Regions from separate parts of the Homo sapiens genome. Here regions 1 and 2 are each linked to region 3. Evidence: chromatin loops called from intact Hi-C (ENCODE). Cell type or tissue: HepG2. All regions are shown on one strand.

Region 1 (4,000 bases), 250 kb after region 3:
TTCCTTCGGTCTTGCAAGGTAGAGCCTTTAATGTGGCAGTGCCTTCAGTGGCAGATGTCAAGCTTTTATTACGAGTGACTGCAAGGCAGTGTCACTTAAGACGGCCATTTTGAGCTGCTGAGAACCTGCTCTTTCATGGCCACAGAGTCCTCTGGTGAGAAGTGATAGTGGAAGAGCATGTTTGTTTGTGTTCTTATCTGGTTGGATACAGTCTTAATTTTTTTATTTGTTTGTTAGGCAAAACATCTTTGTTGGCAAGGTGCCCTATGAAATGTAAAATGGAGTCTTTTTCTAAGATGGAGTTAGTTATGTCAAGGGTGCTCTATACATCTAGTACATGGGCTTTTGAGCCTCTGCTTGGGTTGAATTAGCTGTGTGCCACTTTGGGAGGCAGTCCAAAGCAAAGCACCTGAAAAGAAGAGATAAAGAACATGCTGAGAGGGGAAAGATCCACCTGAATCATACTTGTCTGGAGAGAGAATGGGGGGCGGACAGGAGGCTCATTTCCTGAGGAGTGGACTAGAGAGGGCAGACCTAGGGAGGGGTTCTCCTCTGACCTCCGCTCCATCCTTCCTCCATTCATCAGCTCAGGTGTGTCAAGGTGACTTTGAAGTCCCACTTTCTGGAAAAGTGAGCAGTGTATTTTAAAAATTAGATGATTATATACAAAAAACTTCATTTTAAAAGAGTAGCTTTAATATTTGGAGGTAATTCCAAGCATATAGAAGAATTGCGAGGATATGCATAGGATCAGCAGGCCCTTTTTTGTTTGTTTGTTTTTGAGATGGTGTTTTGCTCTTGTTTCCCAGGCTGAAGTGCAGTGGTGCCATCTCGGCTCACTGCAACCTCCGCCTTCTGGGTTCAAGCGATTCTCCTGCCTCAGCCTCCCGAGTAGCTGGGATTACAGGCGCCCACCAGCACGCCAGGCTAATTTTTTGTATTTTTAGTAGAGATGGGGTTTCGCCATGTTGAGCAGGCTGGGATCAGCAGAGCCTTTATCCAGAGTCACCTATCGTTCACATTTTACCCCATTTGCTTTGTCATTTGTTCTCTCTCTCTCTTATATACATACATATATAGACACACATACATATATATATACATGTGTGTGTATATAATATATACATATATGTGTATATACGCATATATGTATATATAATATATACATATATGCGTATATACACATATGTGTGTATATATAATATATATTATATAACTATATAATATATATATTATATATTGTGTATATATATTATAAAATTATATAATATATATTATATATTGTGTGTGTATATATATATATATAACTGAGCCATTTGAGAGGAAATTGCATATATGAAGGCTCTGTACCTGAAATACTTAAGCATATGTTTTCTAAGTATAAGGATATTCTCAGTGCGGTACCGTGGCTCACGCCTGTAATCCCAACACTTTGGGAGGCCGAGGCTGGCAGATCACTTGAGGTCCAGAGTTCGAGAGCAGCTTGGCCAACATGTCAAAACCCCATCTCTACTAAAAATACAAAAATAAAAAAAGTTGGTGGGCTTGGTGGTGTATGCCTGTAATCCCAGCTGCTCGGGAGGCTGAGGCAGGAGAATTGCTTGAACCCGGGAGGTGGAGGTTGCAGTGAGCCGAGACGGCGCCACTGCACTCCAGCCTGGGCGACAAGGCGAGACTCCATCTCAAAAAAAAAAAAAAAAAGAAAGAAAGAAAAAAAAGTGTAAGGATTTTTTCAAAGAGAGTACCTTTAAATTCAGAGAACACACATTAAAGAGGAGCCCCTCTGCTGAGGCATAGGAACTCCAGAACTGTACAGCACAGTGCTCAGCTGAGCAAAGCCCTCTCCCATATGCTCTGCCTTATTCTCTCCGGCCACAGTAGCCTCCCTCTATCTCCTTCTACGAGCGCAACCTAGTGGGTAGAGGGAAGAGAGAAGCAAGCAATAGAAAGTCAGGGAGAGACAGGACTTTTAGCCTCAAGAGAAATGAGGAAGGAGTGAGATATTACTGCTTCCAGGAAATTAAACAATGTGGGGGTGGGAAAGAGATCACATAAAATTGGATTCTTTTGTTCGTTTCTTTCAAACAGGGAAAGGAAGAAAAAAAGCATTAGAATGAAAAGGGACGCATGGGGCTTTTGGAAGATGTGGCAGAGACACGCCAAAAACACTCATTCTTTACTTGCTTAATTTGTTCAAGACTGATTTTCAGGGAAATGTTGGGACGTCTGAAAAACCAGAGGCATCTCAGTGGTACACATTGGAACCATATGTCTCTTCTAGAAACATTCCAGGATCATTTTCCTCGTACTGAACCAACTAGACGCACAAAGTAAGAAAAGCATGCGCCACTCCAAGGTTCTTAACTGAGGCTTGCTGGCCTCTAGTGGCCAGGAAGGAACCTCACAGCTACTGGCTCCATCTGGCTTTAATGTGGCTTCAGTGAGAATGCAGAGGCTTGGGTGAGGGAGAAGAGTTTATGCTAAGTGTCTTAGTTAACCATTTTAGCTAACCATTTTAAAGTCTGCTTGAGAATACTGGTGACTCTCTGCCTCTGTACCAAAACCTGGATAAGAAATTTTCTTGGGTCCAGAACAAATTACAGAGGCAGCATTTAAGCCCCAACTCAACTCCCTTTGTTTCTAAGATGTGGATGATGTTCTAAAGATAATACTTTTCAGCTCTCTAATGAAAAGTACAAAAATAGATGACAGGCATGATATATTTGGAGAAGAATCTCACGAGCATCTGAGAATGAAAATCAAATAGAAATAATGTGTGCCAAAAAAGTTTGTAAACTCTAAAATACACACATACTGCATACATTATTTTTAGGAAAAAAAAATCAGTGATCACGTGGCCTCTATAATAGGTTCTTGGACAACATTTGAAACTTCTCTAAGTTCTTATATACAGGTTTGCATCTTTTATAAGGTTCTTATATACAGGTTGCTCCTCTTTATATAGAAATAATGGTACATCCCATGTGCATGGATTGTTGAAATTGCATGGGTCAACAGTGTTTACCTTTTATTGTGCAGGACTAACACTTATTAAAGATTTAATAAATTTAGCTATTATTATTGTTGTTATTATTTTGGACATTCAGTCCCATGTTCGGTTTTATGACAGACCAGGAGAAACTTTGCCTAAATTAGGATTCTATTTCACAGTTCCTAAGAGGCTTTTAAGTACATGTCGACCCCATTTAATTAAGGAATCACCTGAAATTCTTCATAAAGTGCTCCTCAGGTAGGTAGAGCAATAGCCCTTCTAAGGAGAAAAATGCATTCAAATAGCCACTTGATATGAAGACACTGTGGACAGGATCTAAGTGGCGTTTGGGGAGGTTGACAAGATGGACTTTAAAACCCTTGCAGGCTTGGAATTCTGTGTCATGTGACTCTATGACCTTTTTTTATTGCCTGCAAATTCATGAAAAGAGGTAAACTGCAGCAGACTCCAGCGACACATCACAGCACGAAGTCAGGGTTAACCTTATGCCCCACACTGGAAGGATCTCCATCCTTTTCTCCTCGGAAAGAGGCACTCTAGTCTCTCCTATTCACACAGGGATGCTCTTCGGATGGCATGGAGGCTGCTCATGACTGCAGCCTCCCTCCTGGTGCCATCCTCACTCCTACAGTTATGTTAGAGAAGGAGGCATGTGTGTTGAAAATGCCTTCTAAGTAAAGAAAAGATTGGCATCAAGCTGAAGTAAATCAAAGCACTAAGACTTTGTACGACTGACGGAAAATCTAAAATGGACCTAAGTAAAGAATTGATAGTGGGCCAGGCACAGTGGCTAACACCTGTAATCCCAGCATTTTGGGAGGCTGAGGTGGGAGGATCTCTTGAGCCCAGGAGTTTGAGGCCAGCCTGGGTAGCATAGCAAGACCCCATCTCTACAAAATATTTAAAAATTAGACAAGTGTGCTTTCTGATGCCTGTAATCTCAGCTACTCTGTAATCCCAACTACTTGGGAGCCTGAGGCAGGAGGA
Region 2 (4,000 bases), 290 kb after region 3:
CAAAAAGCTACATTTTTCCAATAAATGAAATGTCAAACGCTTTGAGATTGCCTGAGGCAGACTTTTTAAAGTGTTGTGGGTATTTTTTTTAACTTTCCATTCGTGACTGATTCAGGCACATTAAAGTCCTTATGTATATTGTCATCACCTCCTCATCTTTTTCAACAATTTTGTCCTAGATTCAACCTATGGAAGACAGGTTTTACTGTCACTCTTTAAGAATGTCACTAAGAAGTCACTCTACTTTTCTGAGATAGCTAACTCCATGCTGGGTAGATCTTATGAAAAATTCTCCAGTTCAGTCTTTTGACTGAATATGATACATTTCTAAGGACATTAAGAGAACAAGAGCAAATTAAGAATGTATTCAGATTTCAGTGTATTTTGTTTTATTATGAAACTATATTACAGTTGACCTGGACTCATAAGTCACCAGGGCAGACTTCTAATCACAGCATACCCACTAATTAGCTATGCCTCTGGGATAGATTGCAAAAAATGTCCCCAGCCCTTCCCCTTTCTCTGTTGTAGCTTCCTTCATCAAAAGATGGAGTTTATTTCCTCATTCTTAGAATAGTAGCCATTCTTGTGATTTGCTTTGGCCACTATAATGCTGCTGTGATGTTGTGTGAGTTCTAAGTCTAGGCCTTGCAGCTTCCACACTCGTTGCTCTTGGGACCCAACACCACTATGTGAATAGACCTGAGCTTGCCTGCTGGAGTTTATGAAGCCATGTGCCAAGATGATCTAGCTGTCCCAATCATCCCAGCCAAGGCCCCAAACATAGAAGTGAACCCAGTCAGGATCAGCTGAACCTGGTTCAGACTATAAGGACGGCCATCAGAATTATGAGCTAAATCAATAGTTGCTATTTTAAGACACTAAGTTTTGGGGTGTTATGCAGCAAAAGGTAACTGACATGGTAGCACATAAGCTCTCTGGGTTCTGTAAAATGAGGGGATTGAAGTAGCACTACAATTCTCTCATTGTAAAAACATTCTCAATAATATATGTGTGATATGGTTTGGCTTTGTGTCTCCACCCAAATCTCATTTTGAATTGTAATCCCCACATGTTGAGGAAGGGGCCTGTAATCCCTACATGTCAAGGGAGGGAGGTGATTGGATAATGGAGATGGTCTTCCCCATTCTGTTCTCATGATAGTGAGTTCTTGTGAGATCTGATGGCTTTTATAAGTGTTTGGACATTCCTCCTCTGCTCTTCTCTCTCCTGCCACTTTGTGAAGAAGGTGCTTGCTTCCCCTTTGCCTTCTGCCATGACTGTAAGTTTCCTGAGGCCTCCCCAGGCATGTAAAACTGTGAGTCAATTAAACTTCTTTCCTTATAAATTACCTAGTCTCAGGCAGTTCTTTATAGCAGTGTGAAAATAGACTAATACAGTGTACCACCCTGTTTACTCCTGAGCACTCAAGTTGTAGGAAGCTAAAATGGGATCCACATGATTATATGCAAGGATTCAAGGTGTATAGTGTAATACATAAAAATGCTTGTAAACATTAAAGCATTATACAAAGTTAAGCTGTAATTGTAATTACACACAAATTGGGAATACAAAGTTAGTCTAAGGAAAATAAATGAAGACCAGGGCAAGACTGCGGAGGGATGCTCCATCTCCTAGGCAGGCTGAGAAATGGCGAAGAAAGAACTAATAGTTACTGAGCACAGGCAACGTTCCCAGTTATTTATGTACTATGCATTAGCTCATTTCACCCTCAAAACGATCCTGAAAAGTAGTTATTATCAATCCCTCTTACAAGGAAGGTAAATAAGGCTTGCAGATGGTAAATAATTTGCCTAAGTTCAAACAAAATAAGATATAATAACCAGGGTATGCACACAGGCCTTTGGACTTTAAAGCCTAAGATATTTCTTTCCTATCACTACCTTAGTTGTTGACATGCCACCCAGCAGAGTCAACTGAAATTAGTTATCATTAAACATTTTTCTTTTTATTTCTCATATTTTCGTCTTACGACAGAAAGATATGCCTATGGGAAACACTGGCATTAAAGTATTATCCATGCATGCAAGATCCTATTGTCTCAAAACTACTACTGTTAAATATTGGGACATATTTTCCCATTTACTTTCTCTATACTGGGTTTTCTTAAGTAAAAAAGCATTTTAATTATTATTTTTAAAATCATGTCAATAATATATGAACAAGTGTTTATTATAAAAAATTAAGCAATCTAGTTCAAGACCAGCCCAGTTAACATACAGAGATCCTGTCTCTACAAAAAGTAAAAATAAATTAGCAGGGTATGGTGGCAGGCACCTGTAGTCCCAGCAACTGGGAAGGCTGAGGCAGGAGGATAGTTTGAGCTGAAGAGTTCAAGGTTGCACTCCAGCCTGGGTGACAGAGCGAGATCCTATCTCAGACAAAAAAAAAAAAAAAAAAAAATTTAAGCAACCAAAAAAATTTGTAAGACTTTTTTTTAAAGTATCAGTTTGGTGTGTACCCTTGCAAACATATTACAAAAAAGATTGTACTGTATTGTATCTTACTTACATGCAGACTTTTTTGTTTTACGTAAATGGGGTAAGTCTAGCTATATTTGTTGCAAATTTCTTTCACTTAGCAATATGCCTTGGAGATCTTTCTACATTAGGACATGTAGATCTGCCACATTTTTTAAAATATGCAAAAGGTGCATGTACCATATTTTATTTAACCCTTCTCTTATCCATGTGCATTTAGGTTGTTTCCAATATGTTGCTACAACAACGTAATTTTGAACATCCTTTCTTTTAAAAATACTGCAACAAATGTAATTATACATATAGCATTGTAAACATGAAAGAATTTCTATTTATAGATGAAAACACAGATTTAATTTGCAAAAATACTGCCACATTTACCCTCTAGGAGACCAATTCCAAACAGGATATAAATGCCCATTTCTACCACACTAGTGAATACCAGATATTATATATTTAAAAAATTAGTCCTAACTTGATTAGAGAAAAACAGACCGTTATTCCATAATTTACATTTTCCTGATTTTCAAACAAGCATTAGTTTGTATGTTTATTGGACATTTGAGTTTCTTCTTCAATAAATTATTAATGTATTTCCTGTGTTCAATTTTAATTGTTTTTCTTTTGCTTTGGAAACCAGATATTTTATATATATATATAAAATGGACATATAATTATATATAATATAGATATTGATACTTTGATATACATATAAAATATTCTCCCAGTTTGTCACTTATCTTTATGGTATGTGCAAAAATGTTAAATTTGCATGTATTCAGATGTCTATTTTTTATGGCTTCTATGCTTTTAAAAACGACTTCCCCCACTCTGTGATTGTGTGTGTGTGTGTGTGTGTGTGTGTGTGTGTGTGTACTTCTAGTACTTCCTAAGGTTTTTTTAACATTTAGGTATTTAATTCAACTGGAATATATTTTTGTATTTGATGTACAGAATGGGGCTGACTTTTAACCCAATGGATCGCCAGTTTCCACAACACCATCTTCTATCACCCACCATGTTCTATGCCAATGTATTTTTTAATTGATACATAATATTTTACATATTTAGGGAGAGGGTACATGTAAGTACTTGTTACATGCATAGAATGTGTAATGACCAAGTCAGGATATCTGAGGTATTCATCCCCTTGAGTATTTATTATATCTATGTGTTGGGAACATTTTGAGTCCTCTTTTCTAGCCACCTTGAAATATACAACACATTGTTGCTGACTATAGGCACCCTACTCTACTACAGAACACTAGAACTTATATCTTCTATCTAACTGTATGTTTGAACCTATTGACCAACCTCTCTTCATCCTCCCCCTCAACCACACACCCTACCTGAATGCCAAAGTATTTTTATTATTTTAGCTTTAGTCCATTCTCACATTGCTATAAGGAAATACCAAGGCTGGGTAATTTATAAAGAAAAGAGATTTAATTGACTCACAGTTCCACATGGCTGGGGAGGCCTCAGGAAACTTACAATCA
Region 3 (4,000 bases):
TATGTTGGATAAAAAATACTCAAAATGTTAACAGTGCTTATTTAAAAGGTTTATATAAACTTTTTTTGTAGAGATGGGATCTCACTATGTTGCCCAAGCTGGTCTTAAGCTCCTGGCCTCAAGCAGTCCTCCCACCTTGGCCTCTCAAAGCGTTGGGATTACAGGCATGAGCCACTGAATCCAGCCAGTTGTGCCTATTTTTGAGTTTATGGGCTTGTGGATGATTTATTTGATTATATATGTATATGTTAAATGTCTAAGTTACCCAAAGTGAGCATGTATAACTTCTACAGTCAGAAAAAATGTTATATTGCCACTTGATTGTTTAAGGTCTTATAGCTATTTAAATAATGTATTTCTTGTTCTCTTTAATCTTGTGCAGAAAAGATTCACTACAGTAGATCCAGATTACTTTCTAGAAAAAAATAATGCCTGTCCATCTCTTTCCTCTTGGGAACAGGACTACATGAATGCCCTTCAGGCTATACCACTTTAGTCTTCACAGAACTTAGCCTTCCTGGTTGTCAAAGGGCAAAAGGAATTATTTTTTCTTTTCCCCACGTTAACAGAATTTTCACCTCCGAAAGCTTGGCGTATACACACTATATGTTTTCTAGGCTATTTTTGTGGTGGTTGTAGTTATTGGCAAATCACTGGGCGTCGGGGGTGGGTTGTCTGTTATTTCTGATGGAATAACAAATGCTCTTTGTTTTCCCTCTTTTCAGCTGACCTGAATAATGTCAGATTCTCAGCTTATAGGACTGCCATGAAACTCCGAAGACTGCAGAAGGCCCTTTGCTGTAAGTATTGGCCAGTATTTGAAGATCTTGATACTATGTCTTTGCTTAGAATAAAAAGTAGGTTGGGTACATTTTTACTTAGAGAGGGGAGAAACAGCTGTCACAATTCCTGTTGCAATGTATAATTCATTCTTTAATGTATCCTTGGCCTAGAGTTTGCCTAGAATGTTTTGTTTTATTTTTAGAATCATTCCTGTCACCATTCCTCAGCTACTGATGTTGAATTAAGATATTGAGAATTTTTATTTTCCAACTACTGGCATTGGCATCGGCATCCATAATTACCTTTGTGAAACTTGCACAATCCTTGTTCTACCTTTGTTTTTTTTTCTTTTTACAAAATGTACTTAGTATTAGAAGACTATGACTATCTGATCTAAACCAAACTTCATAGACATGTGTGGTTTATTAGCTTGAATGCTAACGTGCAGATGAATGAAGTGGTAGAGGAAAAATGACAGAATTGCTTTCCTCCTTTTTTATCATACATCTGTGGAAAAATCCTGAAGTGTTACACAGCTCTATCATGTCATCAAATAGTTTATGTATAACTCTACTATTGTCTGAGGGTCTGTGTGCATTGATGATATGCCCATGAAACAGGCACAGTTTCTTTTTCTTTTTTTCTGTTTTTTTTTTTTTTTTTTTTTTTTTGAGATGGAGTCTTGCTCTGTTGCCCAGGCTGGAGTGCAGTGGAGTGGCGCAATATGGGCTCACTGCAACCTCCACCTCCCAGGTTCAAGTGATTCTCCTGCGTCAGCCTCCCAGGTAGCTGGGATTACAGGCATGCCCCACCATGCCCGGCTAATTTTTGTTTTTTGTTTGTTTGTTTGTTTGTTTTGTTTTTTTTTGAGACAGAGTCTCGCTCTGTCACCCTGGCTGGAGTGCAGTGGCGCGTTCTAGGCTCACTGCAGACTCCACCTCCCGGGTTCACGCCATTCTCCTGGCTCAGCCTCCGGAGTAGCTGGGACTACAGGCACCCACCACCACGCCTGGCTAATTTTGTTTTTGTAATTTTAGTAGAGGCGGGGTTTCACCGTGTTAGCCAGGATGGTCTCGATCTCCTGACCTTGTGATCCGCCCTCCTCGGCCTCCCAAAGTGCTGGGATTACAGGCATGAGCCACCACGCCCGGCCTAATTTTTGTATTTTTTAATAGAGACGGGGTTTCACCATGTTGGTCAGGCTGGTCTCGAACTCCTGACCTCAGGTGATTCACCCGCCTCAGCCTCCCAAAGTGCTGGGATTACAGGCGTGAGCCAATGCGCCCGGCCCAACAGGCACAGTTTCTGCTCTGATGGAACTTACAGTCTAACAAGGGATAACCAGGATGTTCATGAAATTTGTAGACATAAGCAAATATATGTATAATGTATTAAGAATGTCTACAGTTGGTTAAAAAAATAAAGTGATCTTGTCTCTATTTCCAAGACCATTTCAATGTCATATATTTAGTTGTGCAACAGTGGGACAATGGGGTACTATGTGAACAGCTAACTGTGTGGAATGAGATTCAAAGAATGTTTGTTTGAAGAGGTGATGTCTAAGCTAGGTAACTCTAGAAGAGTAAGCAGCTCTCTCTCTAGGAAGAGCGTTCTAGTCAGAAAGAAGAGCATGTGCTGAAGGGCCCAGAGAAAGCATGACACATTCAGGAACTGAAAATATGTCAGTATGGCTAAAGCACAGAATTCCAGGGGAAAGATCTATTGTGAAATAATAGGCTGGAGAGAGAAGCAGGAAGCAGATTGTGCAAGGTTTTTAAAACCCAAGTTAAGGAATTTAGAGGTCAGGGGATTTGGCCTGGGGGTGACATAATCAGATTGTCGCTTAGAAAGATGATTCTTGCTGTGGAACAGAGTATGGATTGGTGCGATGTGGGAGTGACAGGAGAAAAACCTGTTGCAGTAATCTAAACCAGCAATGTGGTGGCTTGAATTAGCAGAGTAGTAAGGGAGATAAGTGGAGAGAATTTAGAAATATTTAGGAAGTGGATTTGACAGGCCTCAGTGATTCATTTGATGTGGTGCAGGGATGTCCAATCTTTTGGCTTCTCCGGGCCACAGTGGAAGAAGAATTGTCTTGGACCCCACATAAAATACACTAACGCTAACGGTAGCTGATGAGCTAAAAAAAAAAAAAAAAAAAAAAAAATCGCAAAAAAAAAAAAAAATGTTTTAGGAAAGTTTACGAATTCATTTGGGCCTCATTCAAAGCCATCCTGGGCCACAGGTTGGACAAGCTTGATGTGGTGGGTGAAAGGGAGTCAAGGAAGACACTTAGGTGCTTGGCTTGGAATATCAGGTGAATGTGGGACTTGTCTGGTAAGGTTAGACACGGAGCTGTGGTGCTCAGGAGAAATATACAAACAACGTTTAGGGATCATGAGCCTGTAGGTGCTGCTTGTAACGGGGGAGAGGATTGGATAGCTCCAGGAAAGTGTAGCGTGAGAAGGGAAGTTATTTAGGACACAGGATAAGCAACCTACAGAAGGGACTGCAAAGGAATGGCCAGGAGGAAAGAAGGAAAATTCCAAGAGGTTATGATGCCACATGCTCCATGGGAAGAAAGAAAGAACCCGTTACCAGGGTCAGATGTTGCTGGGATGTCAGCATAAAGTTGCGGAAAATGCCCATTGGACTTAGCAACAGGAAGGTCCCTAGTAACTTTGGTGAGATTTTAGAGGCACAGTGGAAGTGGTGTGGTGAGTTCAAAAGTGAACCAAAAGTGGAGAATTAGAGAAGGTATGAATGATTCTTGGAGAAATTTACTTATGAAGGGGAGAAGAGTGGGGTGGTAGCTAGTTGGAGGGGGCTGAGGAGTTAATGGAAATGTATGTACAGTCACGTGTTGCTTAACAATGGGGATATGTTCTAAGAAATGTGTTGTTAGGCAACTTTGTTGTTATGTCAATATAGGAGAGTACTACACAAACTTAGATGGTATAGCCTAGTACACACCTAGGCTGTATGGGATAGCCTATTGCTCCTAGGCTATACACCTGTACAGCACGTGACTGTTCTGAATACTGTAGGCAGTTGGAACACAATAGTAAGTATTGTGTATCGAAACGTATTTAAACATAGAAAGATACAGTAAAAATATATAATAGTGTAATCTCATGGGCTCGCTGTCATATAGGCAGTCCATTGTTGACTGAAATGTCATTATGTGGCACAATATGTGTATATAAGTGTGTGTGTG

Evidence for each region. A loop is a pair of places that touch in the nucleus more often than their neighbours do. Peaks named below come from ENCODE experiments on the same cell type or tissue, not always from the same donor. Only the 100,000 strongest peaks of a DNase experiment are listed, where the experiment ranks them.
Region 1: a loop joins it to region 3, with 2.5 times the contacts of the local background. A loop is called at or near these places in 1 of 110 quality-filtered maps.
Region 2: a loop joins it to region 3, with 7 times the contacts of the local background. A loop is called at or near these places in 1 of 110 quality-filtered maps.

Annotation. Positions count from the first base shown.
Region 1 is chrX:30,970,314-30,974,313 of GRCh38, reverse strand. No RefSeq gene overlaps it. Among named protein-coding and RNA genes, the nearest start is that of TAB3, 83 kb to the right of the region's middle. In HepG2, CTCF peaks have their summits at 1,906 and 2,369 (motif pointing left); DNase peaks (open chromatin) are centred at 1,903 and 2,373; H3K4me3 peaks cover 314 bases.
Region 2 is chrX:30,928,676-30,932,675 of GRCh38, reverse strand. No RefSeq gene overlaps it. Among named protein-coding and RNA genes, the nearest start is that of TAB3, 41 kb to the right of the region's middle. In HepG2, no CTCF peak of the experiment used is centred here; DNase peaks (open chromatin) are centred at 1,795 and 2,345; H3K4me3 peaks cover 228 bases.
Region 3 is chrX:31,219,847-31,223,846 of GRCh38, reverse strand. It overlaps DMD (dystrophin), which reads left to right. Exons shown (of 79, transcript NM_004006.3): 64 at 726-800. Among named protein-coding and RNA genes, the nearest start is that of FTHL17, 150 kb to the right of the region's middle. In HepG2, no CTCF peak of the experiment used is centred here; a DNase peak (open chromatin) is centred at 2,416.